Regions from separate parts of the Homo sapiens genome. Here all the other regions are linked to region 1. The links are chromatin contacts, found by Hi-C or POLR2A ChIA-PET in ENCODE. All regions are on one chromosome and are shown on one strand. The core of a region is the stretch at or near the end of the contact, and the rest is flanking DNA. Distances in the headings are between cores, read along the strand shown.

Evidence for each region. A loop is a pair of places that touch in the nucleus more often than their neighbours do. ChIA-PET counts read pairs that join two places held with the same protein, here RNA polymerase II (POLR2A). Pooled maps may share reads with other maps.
Region 2: a loop to region 1 is called in a map of endothelial cell of umbilical vein, with 6 times the contacts of the local background. The contact joins two enhancer-like sites. A Hi-C loop is called at or near these places in 1 of 168 maps with a recorded cell type or tissue (endothelial cell of umbilical vein). POLR2A ChIA-PET finds 5 or more read pairs at or near these places in 1 of 52 experiments (GM12878).
Region 3: a map with no recorded cell type shows a loop between it and region 1 (5-fold over the local background). The contact joins two enhancer-like sites. A Hi-C loop is called at or near these places in 5 of 37 single-sample maps with no recorded cell type and 2 of 50 pooled maps.

The regions. Positions count from the first base shown.
Region 1 is chr18:55,262,366-55,267,516 of GRCh38, forward strand. The region is part of intron 11 of TCF4 (transcription factor 4); the gene reads right to left. Among named protein-coding and RNA genes, the nearest start is that of LINC01929, 140 kb to the left of the region's middle. RefSeq lists enhancers at 1,775-2,054, 4,397-4,506. Within about 2 kb of position 2,011, at least 5 of the 41 ENCODE cell types and tissues checked have a DNase peak (open chromatin) inside an H3K27ac peak, as active enhancers do; they include endothelial cell of umbilical vein, where a contact is called at or near this core.
Region 2 is chr18:56,457,697-56,462,847 of GRCh38, forward strand. No RefSeq gene overlaps it. Among named protein-coding and RNA genes, the nearest start is that of TXNL1, 180 kb to the right of the region's middle. Within about 2 kb of position 2,000, at least 3 of the 41 ENCODE cell types and tissues checked have a DNase peak (open chromatin) inside an H3K27ac peak, as active enhancers do; they include endothelial cell of umbilical vein, where a contact is called at or near this core.
Region 3 is chr18:54,207,274-54,212,424 of GRCh38, forward strand. All of the region lies in intron 1 of MBD2 (methyl-CpG binding domain protein 2), which reads right to left. Among named protein-coding and RNA genes, the nearest start is that of SNORA37, 13 kb to the right of the region's middle. RefSeq lists a silencer at 1,373-1,573 and enhancers at 2,444-2,493, 2,584-2,923. Within about 2 kb of position 2,703, at least 3 of the 41 ENCODE cell types and tissues checked have a DNase peak (open chromatin) inside an H3K27ac peak, as active enhancers do.

The DNA.
Region 1 (5,151 bases), core at 761-3,260:
TCCAGGATTCTTGTGGTCTTCAGTATTAACAGAATGCCTAGCACTTGGGGTATGTTGTATTTACTAAAGCCTCAACATTAGCAAATAGACATAGTATCTAAATAAAACCTATTAAAGTTCTGAGGGAAGATTGTTTTTCACTATTTTGTGAAATAAGAAAAGGAAAGGTTAAATCACCCAATGAATCCAAGCAAAACTTCATTAAACAGGTATATAATTTCAAAGACTTTCCAGCCCCATTCTTGAACTAAGAGAGCCTTCTTTCTTACAAATGTGTTGTCATCACCTTCCACACTTGTAAAATGCAGTAGTGGGGTCGGATCTTCAGTGGTCCAATTCTATGGCTTTTCCAGGTCATAATTTAATTCTCCTGACCTCTGCTTAGCATAGCTAATTTATGCTTGTTATTTTCATATATTTATATGTTGAGTTTGTCAGATGAGTTTTCTTTTTTGTTTTGAGATGGAGTCTTGTTCTGTTGCCCAGGCTGGAGTGCAGTGGCACAATCTCGGCTCACTGCAACCTCTGCCTTCCGGGTTCAAGCAATTCTCCTGCCTCAGCCTCCTGAGTAGCTAGGATTACAGGCACACGCCACCACGCCAAGTAATTTTCGTATTTTTAGTAGAGACAGGGTTTCACCATGTTGGTCAGGCTGGTCTCGAACTCCTGACTTCATGAACCACCCACCTTGGCCTCCCAAAGTGCTGGGATTACAGGACTGAGTCACGGTGCCCAGCCGATAATGTTTTGATATATACTTTATTTGGTTTACAAAACCCACACCCATATTTATTTGTTAATTGCTAAAATACTGAAAGAAATCTGGCACATGATAAGAAGAACACAATTATCTCGTGACAAAATAAACTTCCATATCACAAAGTTATGATATTAAAATACATGAGTCATTAGTACTCATGATAGGTATTGTATAAGCAAGTTCTTTGAAATGAGGGTCTGACATCATACAATTGGACCACTGGGAGCAGCTCAGATATCAAGAGTATTAAAAATATTTAATATAAGATAAAATACAACAAATTATATCTAGTGTGAAAATGAGAAGAATTTCTGCATTAAGGAGTCCTTTAAAAACTAAAAACATGGATTGCAGGCATGCACCACTATGCCTGGCTAAGGCAGGAGAATCGCTTGAACCTGGGAGGCGGAGGTTGCAGTGAGCCGAGATTGAGATTGCGCCATTGCACTCTAGCCTGGGCAACAGGATCAAAACTCTGCCTCAAACAACAAGAACAACAAACAAACCTAAAAACCATTCTAAAGAGAAAATAATAATGATGTGAAATATAGATGATACTAACCTTTTTTCAGTATGTATTACCATGGTATTTGGGGGTACTTATCTTTTTTTTTTTCCTAGAAGCGATATTTCTTTTCATTATTATATACCTAAAAATTAGATCTATCAGTCAAAATAATCTGTGATATCTGCTTGATTTGAATATAGATTTTCACAAAAAGTTCAGAGCTACATTGGAAAAATCACATTATCTAACAAAGAACCTAAGCCAAAAAAGAACAAGATATTGCTTCACTACAGATAATATCTGCTACAGTAGTGGCTTTCAAAAGATTAATTCTTCCTTTAAACAACTTTAAAATGAAGATTACAAATAATATATATATTTTTATGAAACTAAACAAAGTATTGAAAACCAATACAAATATTTTAGGAGCATTTAAAAACTAAATATATACGCCCCAAAAATCACACGTTAGAAGAGGCAAGATATTATGACCAATCTGATTTCTTTAGAACTACACCTTTCTAACTAAACATTCTATCAGTGCCTGTTTTATGCAGGGAGATATTATGACTCAGGAAATAGAATTAAAAATAGAATCAACTTCTTACCTCATCGCGTCATGAAAATATTTCAGAAAACTACAAAGGCTACCCATGGAAACCACTGATAAGAACAGACTATTTTTTAACATGAAGCGATTTTACCTTGCAACAGCTGGAGTGCCAAACCCAAGGGCTTAAATTTCAAAGCAGTTTACTGGGGCCAGTTTGCCCTTTCACTTGGAATGCCTTTTGTTCTGGTCCAGGAAACACTGGAGAAGCTACATTTTCTAGATTGCCTGAACATGTTAAGCTACATGAGTCTTTCTCTTACAGATTTCTCTTTTTATTTGTGTGACAGATATAACAAAGGGTATAACTGGAAAAGAAATATATTTTAATTCTCAAGTGGCAGAATTTTTTTTTTTTTTTTGCATTGAGAAGTGGGCCATGTTTAGCAAGATACATTAAAGCTGAAAATGTGGGTTTGATGTAACAGGACTTGATTACTCTTTGAGGCCCAAGATTTTTGTCAATTCATATTAGAGATGATCAAAATGTCCATGTAACAGAAAGATGAAAACTAATGCATTTGCTTGGTAAAGACTTTATCGATTTCTAATTTTGGCTCTAATCAATTTATCTTGCCCAAGAGAAATATAATCAGTCCCTAAGTAGAGCTGTAACATACAAATATGAATGGAAGATGAGCAGTTATTAAGAGGAACTGTAATTTTTGTAGGAGGCTTCGACACTGCCTGCCACCCAAGTATTGTTCAGATGGCTTGAACACAGGTGGTGTTGCTGGCTAGAAGATGAAGCAGAAAGAAAGGTTTTGTATCTTGGGTTACATGCTAGACCACCCTCTGTCTCAGCCTCAGCTTTGGGGAAATGTTCATTCCCATTAGAACACACCCTCAACAAAACACTGGGATGAGTGGTGCCTTGGGATCAACTACTAAAAATCAGAATTTGGAAAATGTGTTGCCCCTTTAATGCACACCCATCATCTAAGGCTGGGAACATCATGAAGGCATCAAAAGAATAAGCAGCACAATTCACACTGTGTTTGCCTGAGAGAAGATGACTGCTTTCAAAGTAGGTTTTTCTAAACTGTGTCCGAGTGACCCTCGTGTTATTAAACCATTAGAAACAGCATAACAATGCCATGTGCTTATCTATAAAGATGACAAAAAGAAGGAACATTTCCAGCACTCCTACTACAACCATTTTAAAATACAAACGCAAGTATATAGACTACAATGCACTATTTTTTAACAGGAGGGATTCCTAGGAATTCAGGGGGAAGTTGGGCTTCCTGATCGTGCACAGGAAATGGAGGAGATTTAAATCAAACTAGTTTATTGTTCTCTGCTGGTGGTCTTGGTAACTAAGATGCCTTCACATTGCTGGATACAATTCTTATTACTCTTATGCTCTGTGCTTGTTCATCGCCTGACTACTTCAAGGCTCAATATTCTTGTAAAATATAAAGTGAACATTATGTGACTACTCTAATAATAAAATTACTGTGAAACCAAGTCCTCAAAGAGAAAAGGACATAATGTTTCTACTAGACAAGCCACATACTAACATGTCATTCGAAGTTAAAGTTCTAAGCCAGATTAATTCATGAACCAGATAGATATTCCAGGGTAATCTTTAGCATATGGTGTATTAAATCAATCTTGGTAGTCTGTTCCTTCAACCCTGTTTGGTTTGAGGTTTAAAAACGTGGAAAAGACCACGTATTAGAATGCAGGCCAGTTAAAGACTAATAAAACAATAATAGTTATTATAACCATTATGTTAGTTATATGACCAGTTCTCTCTGAGGGCAAGGGAGTGTGTGTAGCCTCAAACCACAAAGGGTCACACCCTGTGAATGTATACAGATGGTATGTCCCAATGGGGAGACGACGCATTCTCACCCTTGAGCAGTCTCAGTGGTCTGTGCTATGGTAGGAGGTCCTCTTACTTCTTTCCATCAGGAAGGGCTACTGGATATTATTGCAAATAGGAAGGAAGTATGTGGCTAACCAAATGTGTATGGTTAATATCCTGCAGACATTCCTATTCTCTATAGCTGGTATCTAATAACTTACTACACTTCCTCCTCCGTATGTATGCTCAGATGCAGAGGCACTGAACTGCACTGCTTCTGAGAATACCCAGTGGCATAACATTGAAAAAGTTTGAAGAACTGAGTAGAAGGTGCTGATGCTGGTAACTCCCAAAGACCCCTGACAGCTTCTTTCCTTAACTGGGTGCGCCACCAGCTGAACTACTGTGAATCCATGCTGTGTCCCATACATTATATTCCTCTAATTGGAGGGCTAATTAGATGACCTTTTCAATTCAGAAAGGTCTAATATGATCTCCAGAGTTTGCCAGCAAGGCTTGAGAAAAGTAGTGGACTGTATGCAATGAGTAAAATACCTTGTTCTACAATTCTCTTGAAAATCCATGGATGAATGTGTCATGAAAAAAAAAAAATCTCTCATTAATGTAATCCAAGTAAGCTTTATCCTTCTTATGGATTTCTCAAAAAATGATATTGGGTATTATAGGGCAAAAGAAAACAAAACAAGAAACACCTGGTCACTCCCCCAAGCCAAACAAACAGCAAACCTCAGTGGGCATCTTCCACCTTTGAGATGCAGAGAACAGAAGAAGAAAGGGAATGTGGTTACAGAGAGGTTCCCTTCCGAGAGTTCTAGAGCTTGTATCTCACCCCACATGCACTGCGTTGTTCTAGTGTCAGTTCAGGACAACTGCTGACCACCAGAAAGACATATTATAACATGACACTGAGACGAAGGGCAGCAGCCCTCTTCTGAACTGAAAAAGCAGCTTCCTAAGACATCAACACCATGTATGAAAAGACTGCACTGTCTTGCAACTTTTTACCAGGAAAACGTGAAAAATGTGATGTCCATGTGTTAGTGCTCGAACCCCATTCTTAAGGCATTAGTATTGCTTACAGTCATTTTCTACAGAATCGTGTGTAATCTCAAACATGTGTCAGGCTATGTGTTCCCTATTTGCCAATTATTTAATTAGCTCTGTTTGTTCTTTGAGATACAGGCAACGTAATATTTCTTTACTTCCTGCGTTTCAGAATGAGTGAGTATATGCCAAATATTTTCAAAAGTCTGCAGATGTATCCTATTAATCCATACTGTTTGTTAGGGTAGTATCACTAACATCAGAAGAGAAAGCTTCTCTTCTTGTTATACAGACACGCTGCCATCACTGACTTCTACCACACTCAAAAAATCAAACCAAAGCCTAAGAGAACTTAAGTGTGAAAAAACATGGGCCACTCAGACATCACGCAATAC
Region 2 (5,151 bases), core at 750-3,249, 1.2 Mb after region 1:
AAGAAGCTCTTCACCAAAATCTCTGGTTAATAAAGAATATATCATGTTGCCCAGGTGGTCTTGCACAAGTGGTGTGATGCATATGAAGCAATCCAGTTGAATGAATAAGCAGTAATTCATAAATCTCCAGGACTTACAAAAATCCCTATAGAGCAAAAAATAAATAAATAGATCCGTGGGGTTCCCTGAACCCCTTTCATTAGTTAACCCTGCCCTGACTTAACTTTTATTTCAGTAATGGTCACTGATATATATGGAACCAGACTGAGGATTTACCAAATGATATGAGGATGTATTTTTTATATGAGGTTTCTAACAGAGTTATTTGTTTCTATAGATCCTTTGAGCATTTAAGAACTATTTGATAGGTTGCAATTTAGGTATTATAAGCTATATTTGCAGTGTTGGGCACCAAGTTTTCTTCAGGATACTAAGATGAGATTATTTCTGTGTTTAGCAGGAACTATCTATATTTCTGGGAGTAGCATCTACAGTTTTCCATCTGTTCATGTCAAAACCTCCTTTGACTAAGCCTTTCTAGAAGGAGGGTCTTGCTTATTTGGTTTGATGTGTTATTGGTGGGGCCAAGTCCAATATCATGTACCCATGGTGCTTAACAAGTAAGAACTGTTTAGAGCTTTAGTGAGTTTAATTTGGACACAGTTGGGCACCATGGCTCACGCCTGTAATCTCAGTACTTTGGGAGGCCAAGGCAGGAGGATCACTTGAGGCCAGGAGTTTGAGGTCAACCTGGCCAACACAGCAAAAAAAAATTTCTTGTAATTTTTACAAAAATTGTTTTAAAAAACAGCTGAACATAGTGCTGCATGCCTGTAGTCCTAGCTACCCGGGAGACTGAGGCAGGAGGATTGCTTGAGCCCAGGAGTTCAAGGTTACAGTGCACTATGCGGCACCACTGCACTCCAACCTGGGCAACAGAGCAAGACCCTGTCTCAAAAAAAAAAAACACCAAGCAGGAGGGAAGAGCAGAACTTGACATGTTTGGCTTTGTTTTGAGAAAACAATATTTACCTGATGCCTGATGTAGCCTGGTCCTGAGTGATGTCGTCTAACATGCTCCCACTCAAGGTGCAGCCTCCTTGAGTATCCCACATACTTGGGGGAAATCAAGATAAAAATTCTTACCACCTCCCATACAGTAAAGGAAATTTCAACAGAGAAGGAAAGAATGTAGGTAAAACTCCAGACCAGCAGCCTGAGCCGCTCTCTGCCACCTGGCCATTATAACACTCTCAAGGGCCTCTCCAATGCCGTGCCTTCTTTCCACTCCATGAAATACAGCACTGGAAAAGACACTGGGAAGTAGTTTGCTTCCATTGCCCTGACATGTGACAGTTTCCTGCATGAGACTTTTATTCTTATTTGGCTTTTGGACTTTTAAATGATTCTGTGATTAATGCTTCGATGCTGCACGTGATAATTGTCTTGGCAGAAAGATGTCTTTGTTCTTGCCCACTCACCTTTTGTATGGTGTTTCCCACTCCTGTTCCCTTTTTATGAGTTGTTGATGTTCATCTATATTTAGCGAGTGTTTTGCTAATATCCAAGGAGTCATCAAAGGTGCAGCTGCTTCGTCGCTACAGGAAACCCCCGCTTCAGGGGGCTAGCTCTGCTCTAGGAGGATCTGCTTTGGAACTGTCCTCTGCATAACGATGAGAAATGCTCTTCTTAATTTTTAAATTAGCTGGCTGAGGCATCCGTCTTTTCCCCCATTTGGGGCTTGATGAACTCATATGTTATTCTTGGTTGATTGTCAGACTAACGAGGATGTTTTCCTGAAGGTCTTTATTTGGAGTTATATTCACTTGTTTTTTCCTCCCTTTCCAGGGGTTCCTTTCTTCATTGTGTGGACATGTGACCTTGTTTTTATGTTTTCAGTGTCCCAAGCTAGGAAACTTGCGATAGTCCTTTCCTGTTCCTTCCTGAGTTACTGGTTTATGTCACAAATGCTTGGCTCACTTCCTTCATGTCCTTAGAAAAGGAGGTCCGCTAAAATGGCTCCCCCCACCCCACTGCCTTTTTACCACGTGTGAACACTGCAGCAGAAATCACTACAAGGCCCACCCTTCTTGAATGTCATCTAAATCTGGTTAATTGACAATATACTCAAAATATTCTATTTTAAAGCAATCTCACTATAAGACAATGTCATCATAGAGTTCTCACTACACTCTAAGCTGCCTCTGTCCACAAAAAGAGAATGCTCAAAGACAATTCCCCATAAGGCCTTATTAGTCTCTCCAGCAACTTATTTTCAGTCTTCCTTAGAAAGAGAAAATATTTATTCTCCATTGATTTGGGCTACCAAAAATCAGGAGTGCCAGCCTCGGCAACATAGCAAGAACCTGCCATTACAAAAAAAAAAAAAAACATAAATTAGTCGGGCATGGTGGTGCATGTGCCTGTAGTCCCAGCTACTCAGGAGGCTGAGCGGGGAGAATCACTTGAGCCCAGGAGTTCAAGACTGCAGTGAGCTACAGTCGCATCACTGCACTCCAGCCTGGGTGACCTAGTGATCTGGTCACTTTAAAATAAAAAATTAACAATCAGGAGTGAAAAAGAAATCACCCTTTGCATACACATCTTCAAACAAAATAAGTAGGGAAGCGAATTTTGGAATGGATTTCACAAGTTCTTTTGAAACTGATAGGAATCCACCAGAGAAGGAAAACTAAACACAGAAACTAGAATGGGTAGGAGGAGGGCATTTGAAGTAGTTGCTTCTACTTTTATTATTGCCCCTCCATCCAGTATGCATATGTGCTCTTGTGGCAGAATTAGAGGAGAGATGGAAAAATCAGCATTCCCAGGCAGCCCACTTTGTGCGAAGCTTTAACACACCTTTTGGAGAGACACTGTTGTGCGGGTACCTCCCTCATGATGTTATGAGGAGGAAATGAGTTGATGTTAAACAGTGCCTGGCATATAATAACTGCTATAAATTAACTTCAGCCAAATAAATAAATATATATTCATTTGACTTTCATCATCCTCTGAGCTAGATTTTTTTGGCAGAGACACCGTTGATTGCCTGCTCAAAATCTACTTCCTTCCCCTTTCCTTGTGGGCAGGGTTGACCTCCACTTGACAAAGGCTGCAAATGACATATTCTACATTTCCCAGCATTCTTTGTAACTGAAGCATAAACGTGGAACCCAGGCCTGGCCCATGGAATCAGAGGACATTTTTGCTGGGGGATCTTTTAGAAAGGTTTTCCTGCCTTACAAAAAAAAAAACAGATGGAAAAGGAAAAGTCCCCCTCTATGCTTCCTGTCTTTTTACATCTTTCTCTGACAGTCATCTCTGAGGAAAACAAGAACCTAGTTTTGCTAAACCAACTCTGGAACCACCTCCACCCAGGCTTGTTGTCAAGCCTTGTGTTGAGATAATGCACTTATGTCCTTACTCTTTAAGCCACTTCCAATCAGGTGCTCAGTTACTTGTAGCCAGATACATTCCAAAGAATGCAAGATTATTTTATATGAGGAAATGGGTGATTACAAAGGTTCAATAAGTTTGCCAGCCAGACAAGTGGTACAGCTAGATTTTGAACCTGATTTAACTCTAGAGCTTGAGCTCTTAGTGCTGTACCAGGAAGCCACCACCACAGTGCTCACCAACTGGACAAACTAGTTTAGGTCTTGGAACACCAAGGAACCACTGTGTGCAGGGTTGACTGGAAAGAGTATAATATTAAAAATGGCTTATGTATGTATCATGACTCGTTATTTGCAAATCACTTTTGCCTCTAGAAATGCAGAGTTGGAAGGCAGCTTATAGGCCATCCAGTCCAGGTGACAGAACTGAGATGTCCCAAGTCACATACCTGGTTAAGTGGCAAAGTCGTATGAGAACTGATGTCATGACCCATCATTCTTTCTCTACACCATTATCCCATTCTATCAAACTCCCAAGGTCATCCTGAGAGGTAGAATAAACAATTGGACATTCAACCCTAAAACTCAGAGAAGAGTCAGGGCTGGAGATAAATACTTAGGAGTCATCAACATGCCAAGGGTACTTTAGATCCCTAGGGCTGTTGAATTCTAGGATGCAAAAGAGAGAGTATGCAGAACTGAGCCTGGAGCTCAGTGCTTACTTTATTGAGTGCTTACTATATGCCAGGCACTGTGCTACCTTAAAGATATTAGTCCTTATAACAAATCATAAGGCAGATACTGTTATTGATCCCACTTTACATATGGAGAAACTGAGGCACAGAGTGGTTTGTTTGTTTGTATCTTGTCCAAGGTAGTAAATAGTGAAGCATAATATAGATTCAGGCAGTCTGGCTCTAAAATCCCGACCACTATAATATTTACTCTCAAGAGCTCTGCTTCTGTATCTTAGGCCTAGCTTATAGAGATGTGCTTTTATAATTTGGAGAATGAGTATATTAATACTCTCATTAATATCATAGATGTCAACAAGGTCAACCCTAAGATTATGACCCTCCAGCCTGGCCAGCTGGCACTGTAACCAGCAGATCGCTGCTGATATTCACTGCTGGATTACCCCAAGGACGTTCTAATGCATGCAAAAAACACCAGTGAATTACAACCAATAAAAGAGAAAAGTTCAACTTCAAAGAACTTACCCAGAATTTTCCAATACAAAATCTGAAAAGACACATTTTTAATTTTAGCATGCATGCAAGCTTTGGGCTTTATGATTTTGTATTGTCCTTATTTTTAGTTTCTAGGTCTGAATCCAGCCTTGTAATTAGGAAGTCTTGAGGGAAGACACCACCACATGGCCCTGTTTCAGGATTTCGTCATCTCTGTACACATTGTTACAGGAGTTCTTGACCATCTGCCTCTCTCACATCTTATCCTCCCTGATTTCATCCTTCATAGTGCCATATGAAAAGCTATCAAATATAAATCTAAGCTTGTCTTTCCTACTTAAAGTATTCCCAATCATCTATAGGATAAAAATCTAAGCACCTTGGCATAGTATTCAAAGCCCTTGGTGATATGGGTTGTGTTCATCCCTCTGGCTTCATGTCCTGACCATTCACACATCAAACTACCAACATACCATTTGGTATAGTACACAGACATACACAGACACACAGACATAGACACACAGAGACACAGACACACACAGACACACCATATTTCTCATGCC
Region 3 (5,151 bases), core at 1,453-3,952, 1.1 Mb before region 1:
CAGCAACATCCTGCCTATCAAAAAGCTATTAAATCCTCCAAGCCCAGCTAAAATATCCTCCACCTCAACTAGGAAGTCTTCTGGGATTCTTCAATTCAAGTCAGAAATAATCTACTACCACTCGAAATTCTATTTTCATTACAATATTTCCTATATATTTCCTTGCTGAGTCAAACAACAATGCCACTCTTAAACTTCAAACACCATTATAGGCTAGCACTGAACAAGGTAACTTTCTGAGAGCAAAAAACGTTATCAGTTCAATACTAAAGGATGTAGTTTTCATTTGCAGACACAATGGGATAAATATTATTGTTTATTTAAAAGTTATATGGCAAAGAATTTTTAAAACTAAGCTAGAAAATATTTTCATGATTAATGTGTTTTACCACATAAGAAATAAAGTATTACTAATGACCTAAATTAATATGAAAAATTAGTAACATTACTCTGCCATTATGTCACTTATAAAATGCTGCAATAGCCAGGCGCAGTGGTTCATGCCTGTAATCCCAGCACTTTGGGAGGCCGAGGCGGGCAGATCACGAGGTCAGAAGATCGAGACCATCCTGGCTAACACGGTGAAACCCCGTCTCTACTAAAAATACAAAAAAATTAGCCGGGCGTGGTGGCGGGCGCCTGTAGTCCCAGCTACTCAGGAGGCTGAGGCAGGAGAATAACATGAACCCAGGAGGCGGAGCTTGCAGTGAGCTGAGATCGCACCACTGCACTCCAGCCTGGGCGACAGATCGAGAGTCTGTCTCAAAAAACAACAACAAAAAACAACAACAACAACAAAAAGCTGCAATAGCCATATGGTCCTTATTATCAGATATCAGATACTCAAGTTATTGGTAAACGACATTCTGATAAACTAGTTAACATACCACAAAAAAATGAAAACACAAAATCCACAAAATAAAAATGACAATTCTGTGGCCAGGCACGGTGGCTCATGCCTGTAATCCCAGCACTTTGGGAGGCCAAGGCAGGCAGATCACCTGAGTTCGGGAGTTTGCGACCAGCCTGACCAACATGGAGAAAACCCATCTCTACTAAAAATACAAAATTAGCCAGGCGTTGTGACGCATGCCTCTAACCCCAGCTACTCGGGAGGCTGAGGCAGGAGAATCGCTTGAACCCAGGAGACAGACGTTGCGGCAAGCCGAGATGGCGCCACTACACTCCAGCCTGGGCAACGAGCAAAACTCTGTCTCAATAAAATAAAATAAAATGACAATTCTCAATCAGCTGTCTCTCACATAGATCTCTTTTGTGCAATAAAAAACAGCTCTAGAGTAGACACCTTATTTCAACAAATTCATTTTCCAGAAGATGAAATACTCAGGCAGTAACTCTTACCAAAAAGATAAGCATACTGTTCTTAGCTTATGGCTTAGAGACAAATAGGAAGCTATTTATGAGGGAATCAATTGACAAACTTCACAAATTAAACCTGCAATAAGTAGTTCCTTATCTTAAAGTTGAAATGTCAGTTATCCACTGCAGCTGAAAACATAATAGAGCCTCACCACAATGTTCCTCTACAGAACAAAACTCATTAGAGACCAGTTCATTTTAGATCTCTCCCCCAAATCAAGATAATTTGAACTCAATTAAAAGGCTATACTCACGAAATGTGATCACTTATGTTTATCATCTAGATTAGCAGTTCATCAGCAGTTTAACACGGCTTCATATTATTTCTATTGTTTATTAATTTTAAAAATGAAATGGGGGGCCAGGCACGGTGGCTCACACCTGTAATCCCAGCACTTTGGGAGGCCAAGGAGGGCGGATTGCCCGAGCTCAGGAGTTTGAGACCAGCCTGGGCAACACGGTGAAACCCCATCTCTAATAAAATACAAAAAAATTAGCCCAGCGTGGCGGCGTGCGCCCGTAATCCCTGCTACTTGGGGAGGCTGAGGCAGTAGAATTGCTTGAACCTGGGAGGCGGAGGTTGCAGTGAGCTGAGATTGTGCCACTGCACTCCAGCCTGGGCAACAGAGTGAGACTCCATCTCCAAAAAAAAAAAAAAAAAAAAAAAGGAAGGTATTTATTATAAACAAAAAGGCTAGACATCCTTTACTAATAAACTAAGTTGGCAATGAAGGAAAAAAGGTAGAAGTTTTAACTATTAGCATATCCAAAAGAAAGCTGGAATATTCACTAGTAACCAGTAAATTCTTATTCATAATGAATAACCATTTCCTGTTTTACAGATGGAATTCTATGAAACATCTGTATTGGATAGCTACAAGTATCTATCATATATACTGCTGCCTTCAGAAAACAGTAGTACAAGCCATTTTCTTCTCCGTAACTGCTACAGTCTGTCTGTGGTGCTTTAAGGAAAGTCAACCTGGCTGCCCCAGGGGATTTTAGGCCAGAGACTTTACTCTTCAGGAGGTGAAAGCAAACATGGAGGAGGGCAAGGCCCAAGGGAATGATTAAGTAGGAATTCTGCCCATGAGATGAGATACAGACCATCTGTACAGTAGCAAACTGACCCTGGGAGAGGCAAACTGAGGAAATAAATGCTAGATGAACAAAAAGACTGTCACCTAAGTTCTAGTCTTACCCAAAGTGATTAAGTTTAATCACCTGTCTACCCTCAATAATGGCTGCTGTAGGTCCTGGTCTCAGAAACACCAAGACTTAAAGTGACTAAGCTTTTATTTTAAAAGCATCAATTTGTAACTTAGGGAAGTTCAAAAACTCTAGAAGACTGAGTGAAGGATATTAGTCATTTTCAGTTCTCTCTGCCCATTATGATTACTTCTAATCCCAGTAATGAAATACTATTTCACTTTCAACCACAAAAAAAAATTCCCTACCAACTGCCCCCTAGATATGCCATTCCTGAACCAACTGTGATCACACCTTTAACTTCTTCTACCCACTATTTAAATAAACTCTGAAAAAAGCCCTGAAGAAACATACTAATTAAATGAAAATCAAAACATGAATTGTATTTTTCCAGTTCACATAGGAACATTTCATCACTTAAAAATAAAAATAAAATAACAAAAAAAAAGTAATTGAAACCAGAAATACTCAGATTACGCTCACTTTAATTTAGTGGTACTCATATTTTGTCGCACTGTGAACTTACCTGTAATTACCATTACCTGAGCTAGACAACTATAATATGCCCTGCCAGTCTATGACATAAAATTACATCTCCAGAAGACCTGCTGCCTGCATGTGAAACTGTACTCTGAAATCACCGCTCTAATATAGCAGAAGATACCTTTTCTTGTTTCTTTGATAACATGGATAATCATAATGTTCAGTCAAACCATTATGAGGCCAGGGCTCTAAATAAACACAAGTCTATTTTCAAATCAATTTCTAACATGATGGGGGTAGCAGTCACCAGACTGGAGTAAGATGAAATGGCCTGTGAGTGACAAGGGGTGTCACAGATGGCAGATGGCTAGCTAGATAGCTAAACAGCATGTTCAGAGGCACATCACTTCCCATCAGTATCAGGAAATACTTTATGGGGAATAATAAAAATCTCCACACTAAAAATTCTGTAAGCTATAGCACTGGAAATGTTTGAGACTAAAAGAAACATCAACTTTCTATTTTTTTTTTTTTTTTTTTTTTTGAGACAGAGTCTCGCTCTGTCGCCCAGGCTGGAGTGCAGTGGCGGGATCTCGGCTCACTGCAAGCTCCGCCTCCCGGGTTCACGCCATTCTCCTGCCTCAGCCTCCCAAGTAGCTGGGACTACAGGCGCCCGCCACTACGCCCGGCTAATTTTTTGTATTTTTAGTAGAGACGGGGTTTCACCGTTTTAGCCGGGATGGTCTCGATCTCCTGACCTCGTGATCCGCCCGCCTCGGCCTCCCAAAGTGCTGGGATTACAGACGTGAGCCACCGCGCCCGGCCAACTTTCTATTTTTTAAAATCTCTTTAAATGTTAACACTTACTTCTCACTTACAACAGTAAGTATTCAACGAAACATTTCCCTAACTTTAAATAACAATTTTCTTCAGAAATCAAACTTCATCTGAGACTAAAAACATGAAATTAGAATTATTGTTTTGTACTTAGATACAAAACAATCAGAAACCCGCCAAATTAAAAGAATGTATATTATTGCTATACACACACACACACACACACACACACGCACACACGCAAGCACGCACGAGAAAAATCTACCTAAGTCAGCTCCCTGTACCTCCTTAACTCCTTTCCCCTTAATCTTTAAATGTAGGCCTTTCCTACAATGCACCATCCTCAGCACTCCTCTACAGCTTGTCCCTGATAGATTTTATCTGCTCTTATTTTATTCATATCTCCCATGTCTGATCACTTCCTAAGTGATCACCTTTAAACACAGCCTTCCTTTCCATTGCCACTGCCCAAATCAAGTCTGCATCACCTCAGGTCTAAATCACTATGATAAGCTAACTTTGCTCGTCTCTTTGCATTCTACACTATCCACATAGCCCTTCCTAAAACACCACTTTGACAACAGCTCTGGCTTAACAGCTTTCAGTGGACTTTTACCCCATAAGCAAAAAAGCCAAACATCTTAGGCTTGCATTTTAGATCCTTTTTCCTATGGCCTCCTTTTTTTTTTTTGAGACAGAGTCTCGCACTGTAGCCCAGGCTGGAGTGCAATGGCACAATCTCAGCTCACTGCAACCTCCGTCTCCTGCCTTCAAGCGATTCTCCTGCCTCAGCCTCCCAAGTAGCTGGGATTACAGGCGCCTGCCACCAAACCCAGCTAATTTTTTTCTATTTTTAGTAGAGACGGGGTTTCACTATGTTGGTCCTATGGCCTCCTCTTAACCTTTCAACCCTACTTTCCACTCTTACCTAGTGACCTTTGCTCCAGCCATATTGGTTTAATCACTCTATTCTGAATAGTCTAAATGGCTTCTACAGTTCTTTGCAAGCACCATGTCTTCTACTTGGTCCATAATGCATGATGCTACCCCTAGTCTCCAAGAGCCCAGAAATACCAATCCACCTTATATACTACCTCTTCCACAAAGCCTTCACAGAACCCAGTAATAGGAATTTTCTTTCCTCTGAACCCATATAGTAATTATTGCCTATGTTAGGCAAATAATCATGAACTGCCTGTTGGCCTCATTCTAGCTTTGAAACACTGAGTTCTGCACTGGTAG